3 separate regions of the Mus musculus genome follow, and all the other regions are linked to region 3. A link is a loop called in an ENCODE intact Hi-C map of the cell type or tissue named here. Cell type or tissue: heart. All regions are shown on one strand. Each heading gives the region's core, and the rest is flanking DNA. Links, peaks and the distances in the headings are about the cores only. Region 1 overlaps Stat5b (signal transducer and activator of transcription 5B). Region 2 holds the start of Hspb9 (heat shock protein, alpha-crystallin-related, B9). Region 3 holds the start of Stat5a (signal transducer and activator of transcription 5A).

Evidence for each region. A loop is a pair of places that touch in the nucleus more often than their neighbours do. Peaks named below come from ENCODE experiments on the same cell type or tissue, not always from the same donor. Only the 100,000 strongest peaks of a DNase experiment are listed, where the experiment ranks them.
Region 1: it touches region 3 in a loop (2.0-fold over the local background); 8 of 42 quality-filtered maps call a loop at or near these places.
Region 2: a loop joins it to region 3, with 2.3 times the contacts of the local background. A loop is called at or near these places in 4 of 42 quality-filtered maps.

What each region holds. Positions count from the first base shown.
Region 1 is chr11:100,787,686-100,793,952 of GRCm38, forward strand. Stat5b (signal transducer and activator of transcription 5B) reads right to left here. Exons shown (of 19, transcript NM_001113563.2): 13 at 3,062-3,268; 14 at 982-1,076; 15 at 684-814. Among named protein-coding and RNA genes, the nearest start is that of Ghdc, 20 kb to the left of the region's middle. In heart, for the core only: no CTCF peak of the experiment used is centred there; DNase peaks (open chromatin) are centred at 3,156 and 4,056.
Region 2 is chr11:100,712,052-100,718,318 of GRCm38, forward strand. It overlaps Hspb9 (heat shock protein, alpha-crystallin-related, B9), which reads left to right and starts at 1,878. Exons shown (of 1, transcript NM_029307.2): 1 at 1,878-2,524. The coding sequence starts at 1,892. The coding sequence ends at 2,398. It overlaps Rab5c (RAB5C, member RAS oncogene family), which reads right to left. Exons shown (of 6, transcript NM_024456.5): 4 at 5,791-5,913; 5 at 4,707-4,800; 6 at 2,952-4,111. The coding sequence ends at 3,996. It overlaps Kat2a (K(lysine) acetyltransferase 2A), which reads right to left and starts at 416. Exons shown (of 18, transcript NM_001038010.2): 1 at 30-416. The coding sequence starts at 353. In heart, for the core only: a CTCF peak has its summit at 2,681 (motif pointing right); DNase peaks (open chromatin) are centred at 1,300, 1,840, 2,390 and 2,450; H3K4me3 peaks cover 1,581 bases; H3K27ac peaks cover 1,740 bases.
Region 3 is chr11:100,858,075-100,864,341 of GRCm38, forward strand. It overlaps Stat5a (signal transducer and activator of transcription 5A), which reads left to right and starts at 1,277. Exons shown (of 20, transcript NM_011488.3): 1 at 1,277-1,506; 2 at 2,410-2,502; 3 at 3,254-3,391; 4 at 3,647-3,803; 5 at 5,057-5,146. The coding sequence starts at 3,264. It also overlaps a transcript of Stat5b not described here. In heart, for the core only: a CTCF peak has its summit at 2,408; DNase peaks (open chromatin) are centred at 1,337, 2,297 and 3,422; H3K4me3 peaks cover 1,995 bases; H3K27ac peaks cover 2,249 bases; H3K27me3 peaks cover 2,646 bases.

The DNA of each region.
Region 1 (6,267 bases), core at 791-5,790, 70 kb before region 3:
AGCAGACTGGGGTTCAATCCCCAGCACCCACATGATGGTTCACGACCATCCATAATTCCAGTTCTAGGGCACTGCATACATGTGGTACACAGAGAAACATGGGGGCAAAACACCCACATACAAAATAATTCAATAAAAAAAATAAGGGAAAGAAAAGAAGTAGCTCTTAGGGACCCCCCCAGTCTCATTTTCTAGGAAGCACACCTGCAGCCAGGGAAAGCCTGAGAGCTAGAACAAGCAGGTAGAATGTTTAAAACACTGAATAGACAAAGTAGCAAGCTACTCTACTTCAGTGTGAGGGCCAGACTAAGGAAGGAATGGTCATTCTTAGGTGGCAATGTTAGCAGCAACACCTGGCATTAATTAGAGAATCTTGGATGCACAGAAGGACGGAAAGGAGCGCCAGGCTGAGTAACAATAAGGCAAACGTTTTAAAAGGGAAGTGGCAGCGACTCTGCCCGACACCCATGCTAGGGCTACAATTCAGCATTTCCCATAATAAGGTTGCTCACAGGCTGCCTTCCGAGCAGCTGTGTCATGGCTATGTTAGCGATTCTTGTAATTAGGTCTGTCTCCAACAAACAATATATTCTCAGTAAGACGTGTTAGAGTCATCTTGTGACAAAGCAGCTGACTTGGGACTCAAAGCCAAACCCTGTCTCAAAAAAGGGCGAGGTACTCACGAGAGTCAAACTTCCAAGCAATGGTGATGCCCCCGATTTCCGAGTCGCTGAAGCGCAGCAGGAAGGTCCCGTCTGGCTTGTTGATGAGCAGGTCGTGGGCCTGTTGCTTGTTCACGAAACCCAGGATAGCCCTGGATCAGAGTCAGAAGCAGAGGGTGACAATGTCAGAGAGAAAAACCTATGGATTTTCATACCGACTTATAGATGATGGCAGCCACAGCGACTTGGGAGACCGAGGCAAGAGGATTGCTTGAGCTCAAGATCAGCCTTGGCAATGTATTATAAAGATGATTCTCACCCATCATTCCAGTGAGGCTTGAGATGTTTTTTCAATACTTCCATCACGCCATCAAACCACTGCCAGAAAGTGTAATTCCGTCCTGGCAAATTCTCCTGGTTGGGGACATGAGAGTGAACGGGAAGAGAGCCACAATGAGCATTAGAATATCAGCTGCATATGGCAGAAGCACTTCAGAGTTGGCTGTAAGGGACACTTGTCCTGGGCTTTATACAAACACCTTCCACATGCAGCCTGCGAAGGGTTGTCTTGTTCTGAATTAACTTTAAGTCTAGACGTCACCCAGGAGGCACACAAGACTCAGTGGCCTTGGCATATGTGATGCTAAGTCATTTCCCTAGAGACCCAGCGACCTCAGTGGGCTCAAGTTCAAGTGGAGTCCTCCCAGTGTCTAAAAGCAACAGCCCTGGAGCTAGAGAGATGGCTCAGCAGTTAAGAGCACTTGTTCTTGCAGCAGACTGGGGTTCAATCCCCAGCATCCACATGATGGTTCACGACCATCCATAACTCCAGTTCTAGGGCACTGCATACATGTGGTACACAGAGAAACATGGGGGCAAAACACCCACATACAAAATAATACAATAAAATAAATAAGACTCAGAGGCCTTGATATATGTGAATTTCCTCCTCCCCCGCCCCGTCACATATAGCAAGATGGCAAAGAGGGGAACAGGAATCTTAGGGACAAGAGCCAGATGCTGGGAGATAAGACTGAACTCTAAGGACCATCTACCAGAATCCTAAGACTGAATTCTGGGGGCCCAGCCACCAGAAGAATAAAACTGGACTCTGAATTGATTTTTTTCCCCCTTTCAGGTTCTTTATAAAAATGCACGAGGAAAAGACGGGAAGGCAGATTTGGCTCCAACTTCCACACTGTCAGCGCTCTGAATAAAGCAAAAAGCTTCAAACCCTGGCTTGTGCTTTGTGATGGGCAGCCCAGGCTACGTACAGACACTTCAGATGGAAAAGAAACGTCTCCACTGTCAGAAGCATGCAAACATGCCTGCCTGCCTGTTACCAAGTCATCTTACAGTCTCAGGGACAGAGCAAGGAGGGAAAGGGAGAAGGGAGGGATAAAAGCCACAGAGCTGGTACCCCCAGGGGATCCTGCTAGATTTGGTGGTCTCGCCTCTGGCCATTTCTGTGGTCTGAGACAAGCAGCACCAGTGTCCCCTGGGAGATTCTGAGATATGCACATTTTTCCAGGCTCGCCCTAGATCTGCTATGAATCAGAGCTTACACTTTTTAACAAGATGCAGGGTGGGTTCATAGATCTGACCTGAATTAGATCACACTAAGCCACAGAGGCTGACATCATACACACATTCCTAGTAATTATCAGCCAAGTACAGTAACCAGGTTCTGTGGGAGGCAGGGGCTTTACCACAATGGCAAAGGTAGACCACCGAGGCCTGTTTTCCTGACCTCCTCTGACGACCGCCGATTGGGTCCAGAACCATTCAGAAACCATGAGCTTTCTAAATTAAGGGCATCTGGGTCTCTGGGTTACAGACAGAGCAGGGAGAAGTTTAACTGAAAATCAAAGCTGTGACTTGAAGAAACATTTCCTTTGTCCGTACCCCCTTCCAGGGGCCTGAGGGTTTCTCGGAAGTCTGTGCTGAGCTTGGCTTACATTTGCTTCACTGTGTCCTTTATTTTTAATTTTTTTATTATATGTAAGCACACTGTAGCTGTCTTCAGACACTCCAGAAGAGGGCATCGGATCTTGTTACAGATGGCTGTGAGCCACCATGTGGTTGCTGGGGTTTGAACTCAGGACCTCTGAAAGAGCAGTCAGTGCTCTTAACCACTGAGCCATCTCTCCAGCCTACACTGTTTCCTTTATAGAGGAAGAAATGCATTAAGTGCCCACAGGGCCCAGCTCACAGACACAAAGCAAAGATGTCACTCTATGTGAGACCTGACCCTCAAACTGTCCATCTACACAGATGTTTCTGTGACCTTGGGTAGAGCTCATGAGAAATAGGAAGAACAGGGGCCCAGGGCAGGGAAACTCCAGGAGGCAGGCATTTGGAAAGGTTGGAGTAAGAGCGGCTGGCAGCCAGCCACTCACCCGGTTGAACTGGGACCAGGACACGGACATGCTGTTGTAGTCCTCGAGGTGGTTGCTGCTGATGTTGAACAGTTTCTGTGCCAGGAACACGAGGTTCTCCTTGGTCAAGCCCCGGTTGCTCTGTACTTCAGCCTTGAATTTCATGTTGAGCGCTTCACACAGCTGCGGCCACAGCACCTTGTCAGGCACGGCAAATGGCACCCTGCCCTGAGAGGGAGAGAAGCCAGCCTCTAAGAGAACAGTTGCTTGCTTGATTCTCTCAAGCCACAAAAGGAAAGCAGCAGTGGCTGGAAGGAGTTGGGTTTGTCTTGCCAAACCTGAGCATATTCAGACATTCATAGGATGTCCTGTTCTGAGAGACACACAAGGCTCTACTTTAACGTCCTCATTCATGACACAGCTGCAGGGCCACCCTGCCTTACCTGTGCTGGCTTGGGAGCTACTGACCCTGCGGTCAGATTCTGGTTCTAATAAATAGCATCAGAGCAAAGTACCACCAAGTTTTGGCTCATGGTCTGGATTCACTGGAAGTTTTAGATAGTGAAAACATGGGTAGGTGTGGTGGCCCACGCCTGTGACCTTAGCACCTGGGAGAGAGAGAGGTACAGGAGTTCTAGGTCATTCTTTACCGCATAGCGTTTGAGGTCAGCCTGGGCTATGTGAGACCCTATTTTAAAGAGAGAGAGAGAGAGAGAGAGAGAGAGAGAGAAGGAGGGAGGGAGGGAAGGAGGGAGGGAGTGGGAGGGAAGAAGGGAGTGAGAGAGAGAGAGAGAGAGAGAGAGAGCAGTCAGACAGACAAGCCTGGCTTTCTAAGTGAGCAGAGGGAGGGCACACATGTGCAGCCCCAAGTATAATACTTGCTTGTCCTTGACACCTGCCAAGAACTCTAGCTCACAGTGAAGCAACTTGGCATGGAGGAGTGGAAAGTTTCTAGTTGGCAACTTGATTGAGAAACAGTTAGAATATGAACTTGTAATACACTGCCTCTCATTCTATTCAGCTGGCTGGTCAGTAGGTACGAGGGTAGTTAGGGCCAGAGGGATGTGGTCTGGTGCTCGCACCACACAGGGCAGTGACCAAGATGGCCAGGAGAGGGGACTTCCTCTCTCTTCACCTTCCTGCTTCCTTCCTCCTCCCCTCCCTGTGGGGGTGTGTGAGGGTGAAGCACATATGTGCACATAGGTGGAGGTCAGAGGTCAACCTCAGGTGTCTTTTTTCATGAGTTCTCCACTTCTTAAAATTTATTATTGGGGCTGGAGAGATAGCTCAAGTGATGAAGAGCACTGGCTGTTTTTGCAGCACCCACATGGCAGCTCACAATCATCTGTAACCCCAGTTCCAGGGGATCTGATGCTCTCTTCTGGCCTCATGGGCCACAGGCACAACATGCTACACACATATACATGTAGGCAAAACTCTCACATGTATAAAATAAAATATAAAAACTCATGTCTCCATATTTGCATGGCAAGCACTTTACTAAGCCATCCCCCAAGCCCCTTTCTTAGTTTGGGATAGGTCTCATGCAGGCCAATCTGGCCTTGAACTTGAAATTAATATATAGCCAGGATAAACATGAACTTCTGATCCTTCTGACTCTACCTCCCAAGGGCTAAGATTACAGGAGTGCATTACCATGACTGTTCAGGGGACTACCTATCATCTGTCTGTCTGTCTGTTGTACCTCACTACTAAGGTTATATAGTCTACCATGTCCGGACAGCTTCCCTGAGCTTGGTGTAAAATGAAGAACAACCAGTCGGGCGTGGTGGCTCTCGCCTTTAATCCCAGCACTCGGGAGGCAGAGGCAGGCGGATTTCTGAGTTCGAGGCCAGCCTGGTCTACAAAGTGAGTTCCAGGACAGCCAGGGCTACACAGAGAAACCCTGTCTCAAAAAACCAAAACCAAAAAAACAAAACAAAACAAAACAAAACAAAACAAAACAAAACAAAAAAACAACCTTCTCTAAGCAGGGCTTCCTCTTCTTCTGATCTGGGGAGCCCAAACCATACTCTGGGGGAGGTCACATAATCCATGGTGAAATTCAAGGAATGCCTCTCCATGCAAATGAGGTACCCCCAAGCCTCAGCCAATGTAATTTCACTTTAAGAAGAACCCCTTTCCACTCTCCTAGGTTCATATACACAGCCCTGGTTCACCCCGAATAAAGTGTGTATGCATACAATGCATACAAGCCTATCCTGAATAAATCCCAGCATACAGTGGTGTCTGGATACTCCGAGAGGGAGGAAATGGAGGACCCAGAATCACAGCTGGATTCCAACATGCATAACACCTCTCTCTCCCTTTCTCTTTCTCTCCCTCTCTCTCTCTCTCCCTCGCCCCCCCTCCTTCCTGAGACAGGGTTTCTCTATGTAGTCCTGGCTGCCCAAGTACTGAGATGGTCGACTCTATCAAACTTTCTGTATTTATTTTTAAATAGCATTCAAGATAACTTAGTCATCAGCATCACTGAGAATGTAAAAAATTTCATATTATTTGGACAAGATACCCTACTGGTTACACATTGCAGGGCACGTCAAGGTTACAGAAAGCTTCGTGGACAACAGGGATGGAGGTGAAGCAATCTAATCCATAAGGCTTTGAAACTTTGAAAGCAGTGTACTGTGGCCTTTTTTTTTTAATTTTTTTTTTTATTTTTTAGGAGTCTAAACTCTGCTTTTGCAGCACACACAGGGAAGATCTCATAAAAACCCTGCCTTTGCAATAAAGCCCGGTTCTCTAAAGATGACAGTTGAAGAGCCAAGAGTCTCACACTAGAGAAAGACAGACTTGGATGTGTCGAATAACGAGGACACTTTTATCACGCTTCTGAGAGTTAAGTTCTTCTAACAGCATGCAATAAGGACCCCTCCTCATGGAGACATTCTGAAAATGTTCATCATGGGCTGGGGATAGTTATAGTTCAGCTGGTAGAATGCTTGCCCAGCATGCACAAGGCTCTGGGGTCTAGGCCCAGTACTCCATAAAAAGTGAGCTTGGCTGGTGAATATCTGTCATGGCAGCACTTGTAAAGAGGAGAGAGGCAAGAAGGCTAGGGGTTCTTGGCTGCACAGTGAGTTCAACACCAGCCTGGAATATTACCAGAGACATTGTTGGAGATGGGGAGGGGGGGTGGGGAAGAGAAGGGGAGGGAAGGAGAGAGAATAAGAGAGTACAAATGCTTATTAGCAGGCTAGGGTAAT
Region 2 (6,267 bases), core at 793-5,792, 150 kb before region 3:
GCCCCTTTTGCTCTAGGCCCCGCCCCCACCTTGCAAGCTGAGAAGACCCCTAGTTTCTCAAGCTTCTTGGCACGCGGCAGACCCCGGACTTGCGCCTTCCTCTGGCTAGCGCGCTGCTGCTGGCTCAGGCCAGGTCGAGCCGGATCCCCCCCACTTCCTACCCCGGCGCCCCCACTCCCTGTGCTCCCAGCTGGGGCTGCAGCTGGGGCAGGGGCTGGTGCCGGAGTCGGAGCCGGAGTGGAGGCTGAAGCCGGACTGGGCGCAGGAGTCGAAGTTGGGGCAGGGGCTGGGGAGTGAAGGGGCCGGGGCTGCGCTGCCGGGACCGGGTTTGGGGCCTGGGAAGGTTCCGCCATGGCCTCCCCCGCAGCGGAGCGGCGCCGCGCTCCCAGCCCTAGGGCCGCATGGGCAACCGGCGCACAGTGCGCAGGCGTCACGGCCCCGGCGCACGATGGGAGTCGTAGTCTTCCTTTGCCGCTTCCCATCCTTTGGCCTTCCATACTTTTTTTTTTCTTGGTTCCAGACAACCAAATGTCGCTTGGTTGAGCATCCTAGATTTGACCATTACTTCATTCTAATCTTTTTTAAGCCATCCGAGATAGTGACAATTACTATCCTCTTGGGAACAAGAGGCACCCCAGAACACTGGCCGTCTGGAGGATTTGTGGATGCTGCCCTTTTAAAGTCCATAGGTGGAAGAACAGGCCTGGGCCTGAGGTTGGCTCCCACATTGCAAAAGCCTGCCCTATTGTGGCTGCCGGCTAAGGCTTGCAGCTACAATAGAGATAAAATGTAACATTAATTCTACTATTTGTACTGTGGTGTTCACACTTATGAATTAACTTTGACAATCAGTTTTTGGGTTTTGTTTTGTTTTGTTTTATTTTGTTTTTTGAGACAGGGTTTCTCTGTGAAGCCCTGGCTGTCCTGGAACTCATTCTGTAGACCAGGCTGACCTCGAACTCAGAAATCCGCCTGGCTCTGCTTCCCAAGTGCTGGGATTAAAGGCATGCGCCATCACTGCCCAGTGACAATCAGCTTTTTCTATACTTGGGTTGCTGTTAAACAGAAACGGTTTTATTTTCAAAAGAACAAAGAGACATAGTTGTGGGCCATGCTGCTGTTGAATGTGTGTGTTCATGCACGGGCATTCGTGTGTGTGTGTGTGTGTGTGTGTTGGGAGTGGGCAGGAAAGGGGGGGGGGAGTGTGTTTGTGTGTGCTGAGAACTAAAGAACCAGAGAGACCAACACTGAAGATGCGGAGGGTAGGGGGTGGTCCCCTCTTCTGGCTCGCCTAGGCAGCTTTGAAGATGGAGAGGATTCCTGACCTCATACCCTTCCATCCTACCTCCATCTTTTTCCCTGCCCACTCCTTAATGGGGGGGTGGGGGTGGAGGAAAGCCAGAGAAATAGACAGTTTCTTCCCATTGTAGAGGTAGACTGTGAAAGGTCAGGGATAGTTCTTCCTGGAAGATCAGAAAGGCCCCCTCTTTTGGCTCAGTCCAGAGAACAATTTTCCTTGCCCCAGGCCCGATTCTTAAAAGGGCAGGGTAGGGCAGGGCCGGCAGGGCAGGGCAGGGCAGAGCAAGCCAGACCTTTTCAACCCCGTTGCTCAATCCCATCAGCTCCCAGGATGGAGCTGTAACCCCGCACATTCAGGTGATCCAGTTCCTTCATAGCCTCCTTCCTGCCCTCTGATGTGAGAGAAGGGCCCAGGGAGAAGCAGAAGCCGGTTCTGGACAAAAGCTGCAGCGCTTGCAAGGAAGATAAGACAGCGACTTGAGTGTTTTTGCCCTTCTGGATGGGAAGAGTGGGCGGGCCCTTCCTCTTCGCACCCGCCCCGGATGGGGGGTTGGGGAGCCCTCGCGCCCTCAGGCAGCAGTTGCACTCTCGGATGCAGCGGGTAGGAAGCAGTTTCTCCACCGGGCAGCGCGAACCCGGGGAAAACCGGGTAGCTTCCCGATGTCCCAGCGTGGCCCTTGCTGAACGGAATCAAGTGGCCACTCTACCAGTGAGGCTGCTCAGGGATGAGGTGCAGGGCAATGGCTGTGAGCAACCAAGTTTCCAAATAAAGGTGGATGCCCAAGGTTTCGCTCCGGAGGACTTGGTGGTGCGGATAGACGGCCAGAATCTGACGGTGACCGGCCAGCGGCAACACGAGTCGAATGACCCGAGCAGGGGCCGCTACCGCATGGAGCAGAGTGTTCACCGACAAATGCAGCTCCCGCCGACCTTAGATCCTGCAGCCATGACCTGCAGCCTGACCCCCTCTGGCCATCTGTGGCTCAGGGGACAAAACAAGTGCCTACCTCCCCCTGAAGCTCAAACAGGCCAGTCCCAGAAACCCAGGAGGGGAGGGCCTAAGAGCTCCTTACAAAACGAAAGTGTGAAGAATCCTTAGAGTCTCTTAGCGTTCTTCCTGCGGGAGAAGAGTTGAAGCCCAAACAGACTCGGCCCTGAGACTCAGGAGGGGAGGCCCTAGGCACTACAACCTACCCTAATGTATTAAACCGAGGTGTGCAGCAGCCTTAAGTCCTCCTGCTTTTTTCCTGAGGGTGAAGGGTTGGAGCTGTAGGGAGTAGGGTGACCAGGGGAGGGAACTCAAGGTGGTAGTAAGTACATCAATAATCAAGTTTCTGGCCCTGAGATAAACTAGGGGTGTGTATGGATTTAGCCAATAGCAATAGCTCCAGCAGGGAGCAGCAGAGAGCTGGGACAGCCTAGCTGTTGCCATTCAGAATCAGCTGATGGTCTGAACCAGGATGGACAGTGTTGAACCTGGCATGGAGGTGTCACGAAGGACAGTGGTAGTGATGGGCTGTAGCACCGGCCTTACGACCAGTACTCGGTGTTCCTCGTCAGGGAGAGGAGATATTTAAAAAAAAAAAAAAGGTCTGAGTCCTAATTAGGTCCTATCAAAAAACCCTCACAGGTCACTTCAGACACCAACAATCTTCAAATACAGGTTGCATATCCTTTAATGTAAGCTGGGGGGAGACAGATGTCAGCCCCAGGTCAGTCCTATCCTCTTCCACCATCAGAACTACCAACAGCAGGGCTTCTTTCTTTTGGTTACCATGACCACCAGCATCCTCTCACACACAGGGAGTAGAGCCATTTAATGAGATTGGATGATTCATTTAAATTAACTTCAGGAAAAACAGAGAGGCTACGTATGGCCTGATCAGCTGCCAGAGAAGGACGAGGAAGACAAGCGTGAGGTCGATCGATCGGCTGACTATATTGACAAGATACTGATTGGTTACATGGTGAAGAAAACATACAATACAAAATACAGAAAAAGTTGGTTCCATCCCTCCCACTCCCCCCCCTTACCCACCCACCCCCAAATACTCATCATCGTGATTTGGTCAGAACAGGGCTCAGAGCCAGAGGTCAGAGTGACCAAGGGTGGAGGGATCCTGGGCCATGGGTGTCCGGCTGTCAATAATGATGCTTAAGTAATGCTGCGGTTTCTCTCCCAGCTGGGAGTCAGTTGGGGAGGAGGCTGCAGCCTGATTGACAGCCAGCTGAGGGAAGAGCAGCCTGTCCCTTCCCCAGCTCAGGGCCTGCCCACTGCCCCAGCCTAAGACGCTCCCAACAAGTTAAGATGTGGGTGCTCTTGCTGAGTCCGCTCTCCAGCAAGAAGGGAAGAAAGGGTGACTGCTCCAAGCCCTGTCCCCACGGATGAGGAGCACAGGAGCATGGCTACTACCAGCAAAGGGCAAGTGGGGGAGCGGGAGAAAGGGACCTGGGAAGAGCAGAAGATCATATATATTAAAAAAGTGACTTAAGACTTAAAATTGAATTAGTATTTGTACAGAAAGGTGCAGGTGGAATAACTCCCTCCGGCCTAGGATCAAAGTTATGCGGAGAATTCTTGATGGACCCTTCCCCTGCCCCCAGTGGTGGCCCGAGTTGTTAAGTGCGATTGGTTAGAGTAGATTCCAGTCGGGTCATTGTGGTGGAGGAGTGGGGGCAGTGGCAGGTAAGGGGGCTCAGTTGCTGCAGCACTGGCTCCGGCTGGCTGGGTTGCTCTCCTGCAGATCCACACCTCTGGTTCGGCCCGGAGCCCCAGCCGCATTCTGGGGCTCATTCTTGGGAAGCTTCTTAGCTGTTAGGGAGAGAAGGGGAAGTAGGTTTTGAGGTCACCCTAACACTCTCCCCTACTCAGTGACAGCCAGAATACTGGAGGGCTTGTGTGCCAGGTATACTGTGTCCCTAGAAACTGAAGCAGAGAACTTGCCCAAAACCCGAGTGACAACCGGCATTGCCAGGATTTGAACTCATAGACAGAAGGATTCCTGAGGCAAATGAGCTAAAGTCCTATGGGGGAAGACATGGCAATGGAAGGCTCTGACATGGGCAGGGAGAATAACACTTAGACTGGTCCAGGCATTAGAAAGTTTTGCATCTGGGAGTCAGACGATTTTACCAGTTAATTTTATTTAAAAAATTTTTAATTTTAGGTATATGAGCACACTGTCACTGACACACCAGAATCGGATCGAATGATTGTGAGCTGGGAATTGAACTCATGATCTCTGGAAGAGCAGCTGGTGCTCTTAACTACTGAGCCATCTCTCCAGCTCAATTTTATAAGTTTAAATGGTAAAAATTCTGCTGGGGAAGATATCCCACAGACCCACTAGAGACTAGCACACAGGGTCCTGTTCTGCTCAGGGGAAGGACAGGGAGAGACAACTTACCTATTGCCATGAAAATTTCATTCACGTTCATTGCAGTCTTGGCAGACGTCTCCATGAAGAGCAAGCTGTTGTCATCTGCATAGGCTTGTGCTTCCTGACTCAGGCATGTGAGGAAGAGAGTGGGAGGGGAACATGGCAGATGGCAGGGCTAAGACCCAGGATAAGATCTTCCTTGGTCTCTGCCCTTATAAATCAAGAGACTGACTGGGCAAATGCAGGGGTTTCAGGCTTAGGGTTCCCCTGTTCTGGGTTTCCCCAAAACACCAGCATCACCTGCTCTCCACTCACACGCCACACCTCGCAGTTCACAAATATTGGCAGATTCTTAATAGCTTCCCTAGGTCCTCTCTGTCTACTTGTTCTTCAAAATCACCAGGCGAAAGATCCTCCTGGAGAGAGATCTCCTGCACTATGCCTGCACATCTGGACAAAAGCATGAGCAGATGTGGATGCCACCTGCAGCACTGTCTCTAGTCCTCAGCGGTTATAAGCAATCCAGGAGGCCATCGAGTTAGGACTGGAAAAAGATGAACTGAGGGGTGTGGAGGCTCATGATTGTAACCCCAGGAAAAACAAGAGGTTCAGGAGTTCAAGGCCAGCAGCCTGGGCTACTACATACTACATGAGATACTTCCTGCTCCCCACCCCTACAAAAAACATAGGACACTGTAACATATAGTACATGTGGTACACAGCATATTCCCATCCATGATGTAAAGTAAAAGATATGTACATTTTTGGGAAAACCAAAACCTGGGAATTCTGGATAAGAGAGGCTAAGTTTCTAGGATTAAAGACACTAAACTCATTCTCTAGGCCTTGTTGGAGTATTTGAAGTTTACATGCATGCATTGCCTAAAAAAGTACTGCTTCAGTCCATTTGGCTTACAAAGCAAACGTGCAGAAATATTACCTATCCACCCACTCCCACAACACAAAGACAATTCCTTTATGGCCTGTGCTTGAGTCCTGAGAGGACAGCAGATGAGAGCTGCCACTGCCTGTCACCTTACAGGGCCCAGGCAGCCTGGAGAGGCCTCCCTTACAGAGCCAATGCACCCTTCCCCAAGTTCTGTCACTTTACCTGAAACTCCACAGCTCTCTTGCTGGCCAGGTCTGCTTTGTTCCCCGCTAGTGCAATGACGATGTTGGGGCTGGCCTGCCTCTGTAACTCCTTCACCCAATTCTTAGCCCGTGCAAATGTATCCTGAGGAGACAGGATGGCAATGTCAAAGGGACAAAGGAAATAGTCTACTCAGGGTTACTCAGTTGCAAATGCAAACTGGCATAGCCATAGGCATTTGAAACATCACCCCTAAAGATTCTTATGCTCTTTTTCCAGTCAACAGGAAATCCGCCCATACACCACCCCGAACAGAAGGCTGAGTGGTCTGAAATGAGGTTGTTTGTTTGTTTGTTTTTAAGATTTATTTCATCTATGTGAGTACATTGTCTCTGTCTTCAGACACTCCAGAAGAGGGCATCGGATCCCATTACAGATGGTTGTGAGCCACCAAGTGGTTGCTGAGAATTGAACTCAGGACCTCTGGAAGAGCAGTCA
Region 3 (6,267 bases), core at 495-5,494:
TAGAATGGAGCAGTGGAAGATGCAACCAGATGAACTGGCAAAACGTCTCAGTGGGTAAAGGCGCTTGCCAAGCAAGTTTGGCAAGCACGGTTGACAGAGAGACATTATTCCATGGTTGTTGTTCCCTCCACAGGAGGGCCACAGCATATGCACACACAATAGTGATAAGAAACAAGAAAATGATGTTTAAAGATACAAGGATTAGGAACCTCAAAACGGCCCAATGAGGAGAGAGCCAGAAGCAAGGCAGGGAGCCAGCTACCTTTGGGTCCTGGTAAGGTCTGGGGACATGAGTGGGTTCTGCAGACTCTCCTACACTTCTGCTGGGTGGCACCTCCCCGCTAGCTTTTGAGTAAGCAGGCCTAACCACCTTCCCAGCAAGCCCAGCCCAGCCCAGCCAGATGTGGGAGCCCCAGACTTCTGTGGGTCCTGGGGGAGGGGTCTGGAGAAGTCAATGCCTGGAAGTGGGTGGGCAGTTCTTGTACCACACCCACTCTCAGGTGTCCAGATGGAGGGCATGACCAGCGTGGTCCTCTGCCTACAGATGTAGCTCAGAGAACTTAGGAAACCTAATGAATCTACTGTCACGTCCACTGTGAAAGACTGGGGGACACAGGTGCCAAGTGGGGTCCACCTACCATGAGGCAATGGGCTTGGATCTGTCACACTGGCTCCAAGAGTCTGGTCAAGTCACTTCCCCTATCTGGCCTTTTATTGTTCCCATTGGTAAAGTCACCTTTAAGGCCACTGGCAGCTTTGCATGTTGATGTTCATCTGGAGCGGAGGGTCTAACTGGCTCCCGGTCAATCCATTGTACAGAGTAGAGGGGAAAGACGGGAAAAGGCTTATGCCTACTCCTCCTGAGCCCCTTACCCTACCTGGTCCTGGCAGAGCATCTGAAGAGCAAGGTCTCTCCCATCCTCTGATCCTCCTTGCAAACCCCCCCCCCCCCTGTTTTCAATTCCTTTCCTCGTGATCCTGCCAAGTAAAGTCACTGTGACCACACACAGAGGGCGGGGACAGCCCAGACATTTCAACTTCTGCAGAAAAGGTTCAGGTTTTCCCCACCTCTAAAGTTGAAAAAAAAAAAAAAAAGAGTAAAAGAGGAGGTCCAAAGACCAGAAAGAAGGATCAGGAACTCGGAATGGAAAGAAAAGATACAAGAAGAAATTAGTAAGAGAGGAAGCCAATTAAAATGATCCCTCCAGGCCACTGGGTCTTGGCCCGGATGGTATTCGAGTAGGCAGCCAGGCTGGCCCCTCCTTTGGTACTGCCCATGCCAACTTCCAGGCAGAGAGGAGGCCCAGAGGAGAGGGAAGCTGGGCAAAGGGGATGGCAGACTTCCAGCCTGGCCTTGTCCAACCCCTGGGCCTTGAGGGGAACTCTTCGGGATGGGGACTATGATCCAGGCAAAGCTCCAGGGAGCAGGTCTGCTGCCCGGCAAAGTCTGCAGGCAGATGTGAAGTTAGAAAGTGCCGGCTACCCCTTCCTGCGCCTGTTTAGAAGGTAGGACCAGCTTCAGGTGTGACCCTTCTAGGTCACTGGATGGACTCCCGAGTGGTTTGTGGGTCACAGTCTGATGATGAGACTGTGATGTGACCACAGTGAGGTCCTGGGCAGGCCCCTTCTCTTCTCTGGATTGACGTTTCTTACCTGCAAAGGTCAGAAGGGGGTGTGGGGGGTTGAAACCTATGATTACCAAGGTCTTTCTTGCTCGGCTTTAAGGGGGAAGGTCATGTGGTGGAAGTCATGCTAGGTGGGAGACCTTAGAAGTAGGCTTGGCTTCTCTGGGATCGCCAGTCCTTCTAAAGTTTTGACTCTGCAGGCATAGAAGCCACATGCACCCTTACCTGAACATGCGCGTGTACACACACACACACACACACACAAAACTTTGTAAATCTAGAGACAGACTAGTTGACTCCAGAGGTAGGAGCCATCTCTAGGTAGATTTTTTTTTCTTTTCTTCCTCCCCCTCTTTTATTTTATTTATTTATTTTTAACAGATGATAAAACTGAGGCCCTAGTTAGGGATTTTCAGAGTTTGGGACTTCCCGGCACCCTCTGGCTGCTCCAGTTCAGCTGTCCCAGGACGCTCCTCCCTCATTCCCCACCCACCCACCCCCGGAGCCGCAGGGGAGCACAGACCGGGAGTCCCAGTGTGTGTGTAGGGAGGGGGCACCCCGCTGTAGGGGCTGTCCTCAGCCCAGCGCCGCCCAGCCTAGTGGTCGGTCTTGTAAGCGGGGCGCCCTGGCGCACTCGCCGGGGCGCCGGTAATCGAGGGCGGAGGCAAGGAGGGAGCGACCGCTGCTGGGAGGGGTGCTGGGGCGAGCTCGCGCGCTGTGTTTGGTCTATCGGAGGCAGCTGACCTTTGAGGAGGAAATCGCTGCTCTCTGCTCCTTCCTGTAGTAACAGCCTCCACCGCCGCCGCCGTCAAGAGCCGTCAGGAGCCGTCAGAAGCCCCGGCCTGGAGCGACAGCCGCAGGCGCTCCGCAGCACCAGGTGGGTGGGTCGCCGTGACTCCGCCCGCGGCGCGTGGACAGAGGATCTAGGCTGCAGCCACGTCCCTGGGATCTAGCACCCTGGAGTCCCCACGGCCTGACACGGGACAGACATCTGTCCCGCCTTCGAATGGGAGCTTCAGAGGGAGCAGGGACAAGGGATCCGTGCAGGCGGCAGCCAGGGGTGGACTCACGCAGTGGACACTGACATTATCACACTCCACTCGGAGCGGGTAGATTCTGGAGTGCAGCCCAGGGCTTCCCCGAAGACAGCGTGGACCCTTAGTCTTCTCTCCCTGACAGCCCCAGACACGTGCCTGGGGAGACCTGCACCTCCAGTGGCTGTCCCAGCATTGGCCTAACTTTTAGGTTGGAACAGTCTCCCTTCCAAGAAATTGAGTGTGGGTCTTAGGCTGGGTGGCAAGAATTTTTGTGTTTGTCTAGTTAGGGACTGTGGGCCTCTGTGTCTTAAGTTTCTCTTTCGGTTTGTAGACCCCCCTTTTTTTATTTAGTCTGGGGATAGCTCCATCGAGCGAAGGGACATGGAGTGAAGGGACAGGAAGAGAGAAGGGCAGCCTCGAGGGTTCCTTGTTGGAAGGGAAGGGTGGCCATCTCTCTTCCCACACAGGAAAGCGTGCCTGGGGTGAGAGAGGAGCCTGGCCTCACCTCAGTCCTTAGGTCCTTTCGTGGCACTGCAGGGCATTGGCAGGCTAGAGACTTCTGTGGAACAAATGACTTATCTTCTCCCCCAGGTAAACAGCCATGGCGGGCTGGATTCAGGCCCAGCAGCTTCAGGGAGATGCCCTGCGCCAGATGCAAGTGTTGTATGGGCAGCATTTCCCCATCGAGGTCCGGCACTACCTGGCCCAGTGGATCGAGAGCCAGCCGTGGTAGGTGCCCCATACCCTGAGTCTTCACCTCCAGGCCAAGGGTCTCCTCTTGTGGTTTGGTATGACTCTGGTTCTATCTGTCCTTGTGCGGAAGGGGTGGTGTCTCTGGGAAAGGGGAAGAGGGAAACTGGAGCTATCAGAGGGGAGACTCATCTAGACTTTGATGCTTATACAGCTGTGGTGAGCAAGTCTTGTGGGACTGGGATGCCCTGAATCACTCTTGATGCTTTATCTCCCCTCTTTTTATGTTCCAAGGGATGCTATTGACTTGGATAATCCCCAGGACCGAGGTCAGGCCACCCAACTCCTGGAGGGCCTGGTGCAGGAGCTGCAGAAGAAGGCGGAGCACCAGGTGGGGGAAGATGGGTTTTTGCTGAAGATCAAGCTGGGGCACTATGCCACACAGCTCCAGGTGGGTGTGAATGCTTTTGCCTTCTGCAGGAAGGGGCCCCCTTAAGCTCTCTCCCAGCATCAGAACCCCTGGGATTTTTACTGGCCTGGCCACTGAGTCACCATGTGACCAAAAGCTTACTGGCAACTTTTCTTCAACTTCCCCCACCCCCTCTTTCTAAGTCAGACCTGTTAGATCTTTTAACATATTACAAAGCAAGAGGTGGGAAGGGGTGGGGAGGGAGGAGAGGGGTGTTTCCAGCAAGGCGGGGCGGTGTAGCAGCACTGTGGATAGATCTAACAGTAGAGAGCCCTCTTGAGTCAGGTGGACACCTCCCCAGGACAAGGGAACCCTGGCAGTCTAGAAACGAGGGAATAAGGCAAGCAGACAGTCCCCTTGGGGCTCATTTAAAATCATGACAGCTGCTGAAGAGAATCAGACTCGCCGTGGAGCAAGAGCTGGATAAAAGGGCTTTGAAATAAAAAAAGGAACCTCCCCTATATATGGAGGGGAGCAGGGATTTTTATGGAATCAGGAAAAGGGTGTGGGTGGCATTTATGGTCAAGCATTTATCAGAACCCACTTGTATTTCTTAGAGAACCCCTCTTACCTCCAAACAGTGGGATGTAGGGGGAGTGAAACCTCATCCTAGAGAGAGGAAGAAGCAGAAAGAACAGGAGACGAAGCAAAATAGGAACCCAGGGCCAGGTGCCTAGTGGAAAGCACCTTGATGCTGGCCTCGCATGTCTCTGTCTGTCTCTTGTGTCTGTCTCTGTTGTCTCTGTCTGTCTCTGCGTCTCTCTCTCTTTCTGTCTCTATCTCTCTGTGTGTCTGTCTCTGTGTCTCTCTGTCTCTGTCTGTCTCTCTGTCTGTCTCTCTGTCTTTGTCTGTCTGTCTGCCTGCCTGCCTGCCTGTCTGTCTGTCTGTCTTCCTCATTTGCCCCAGAACACATGCCTAGACTATCTGAACATCAATTTTCCCATCCATGACTTGAGAACAGTTTGAGTTTTTGTCGTAGGATTTCCATGCTCAAGAGAGTAAAGGCTGGTGTGAGGTTGGAAGCACTTTGTGTTTAGACTCTGAGTTTCTAAGTCGCTATAAACCTGGTAAGAAGTTCTGGAAGTGGAGGGGCAGAGGAGAGTGAAGGTGTCTGATAATCCTAAGGGCTTCCCAGGAAAAGCTGAGGCTTAGGGGAGAAGAAGAAGTGAGTGCCGCAAGGAAGCCAGTGGGATCAGAACTAGGTGGCTATTGGTGGTTCTTGTGTCCTCTTTCAGAACACGTATGACCGCTGTCCCATGGAGCTGGTTCGCTGTATCCGTCACATTCTGTACAACGAACAGAGGCTGGTTCGCGAAGCCAACAATGTGAGTGTCTGTCTGTAGGCATGGGGAGAGGAGCTGGGGAGGCCTTCATATGACTTCCTCTCTAGATCCCACCGTGTTTATGTAATGGAGAGCACAGGAGAAATAAAGGACAGGGGCAGGTGTGAGAGGCAGTGTATGTCACGCTGTGGACAGGACAGAGTGACTCGTCGGCCCAGTCCCTGGCTCCATCCCTGGCTCTCTAAAGCCTCTAATTCTTCTTTTCTTTCATTTCCTTCCCTTTCTCTGCCTTTCTCAAAAATAAGTTATCTTACTTTTAACTTTTTAACCTCATGTGCAAGTGGCCTTGGAAACTAGGGCCATCGGGACCCCTGGAGCTACAGGTAGTTCTGAGGTGCCTATCTATGGGTGCTGGGAACTAAATTTGGGTCCTCTGCAAGAACAATATACATGTTCTTCACGCTGAGCCATCTCTCCACAGCTTCCCTTTCATCTTTTCCTTTCTTTTCTTCCTTCTTCCTTTCCTGCCTTCTAATGACGACCCAATAGGTAGAGCTAAGCAAGATAGAGCTACCAATTCGTCCCCAGTCCTCACTGTCGTCAACTGGCTCTAGCAATCGTGCTTTCCTGATAAGGTTGCCATGAGGATTAAATGAATTTGTATGCATGCTGAGTATGGACAGCCGCATTGCAAGACAGAAGAGAAGGTTTTACACGTGTGCACACGCACTAAATAAATCTTTAAAATAAAATAAATACTTAAAACAGAGCAGCCTATGCCTAGGAGTCCCAGCAAAGACAGGACTCAGAGTGAGCTGAGTTGTAGGGAGACAGACACAGGGCAGCTGGCAGGAGTGTGTCCTGAGGGGGCAGAGGCAGGAAGGAGCAAGGATGAAGGATCACTTTCGTATCCTAAAATAACAACAGTGCACTTTGGAGTAGGAAGATGTTGGTAATACCTTAGGGGTTGAAGACTTGTAAGCGGTTAACACGGCAAGAGGACCAAGTGGGGTGCCACAGTGGACACAGACTCAAGAGCCAGGCACTGAATTTCCCAGCCCAGTTCCTGCATCCCTGAGTTGTTGAGATTGCAGAACCACCTAGAAAGCACACAAAAGACGTCACCTAGGTTGAAAAACTCTGTGTCTACAAAATGGGGTTGA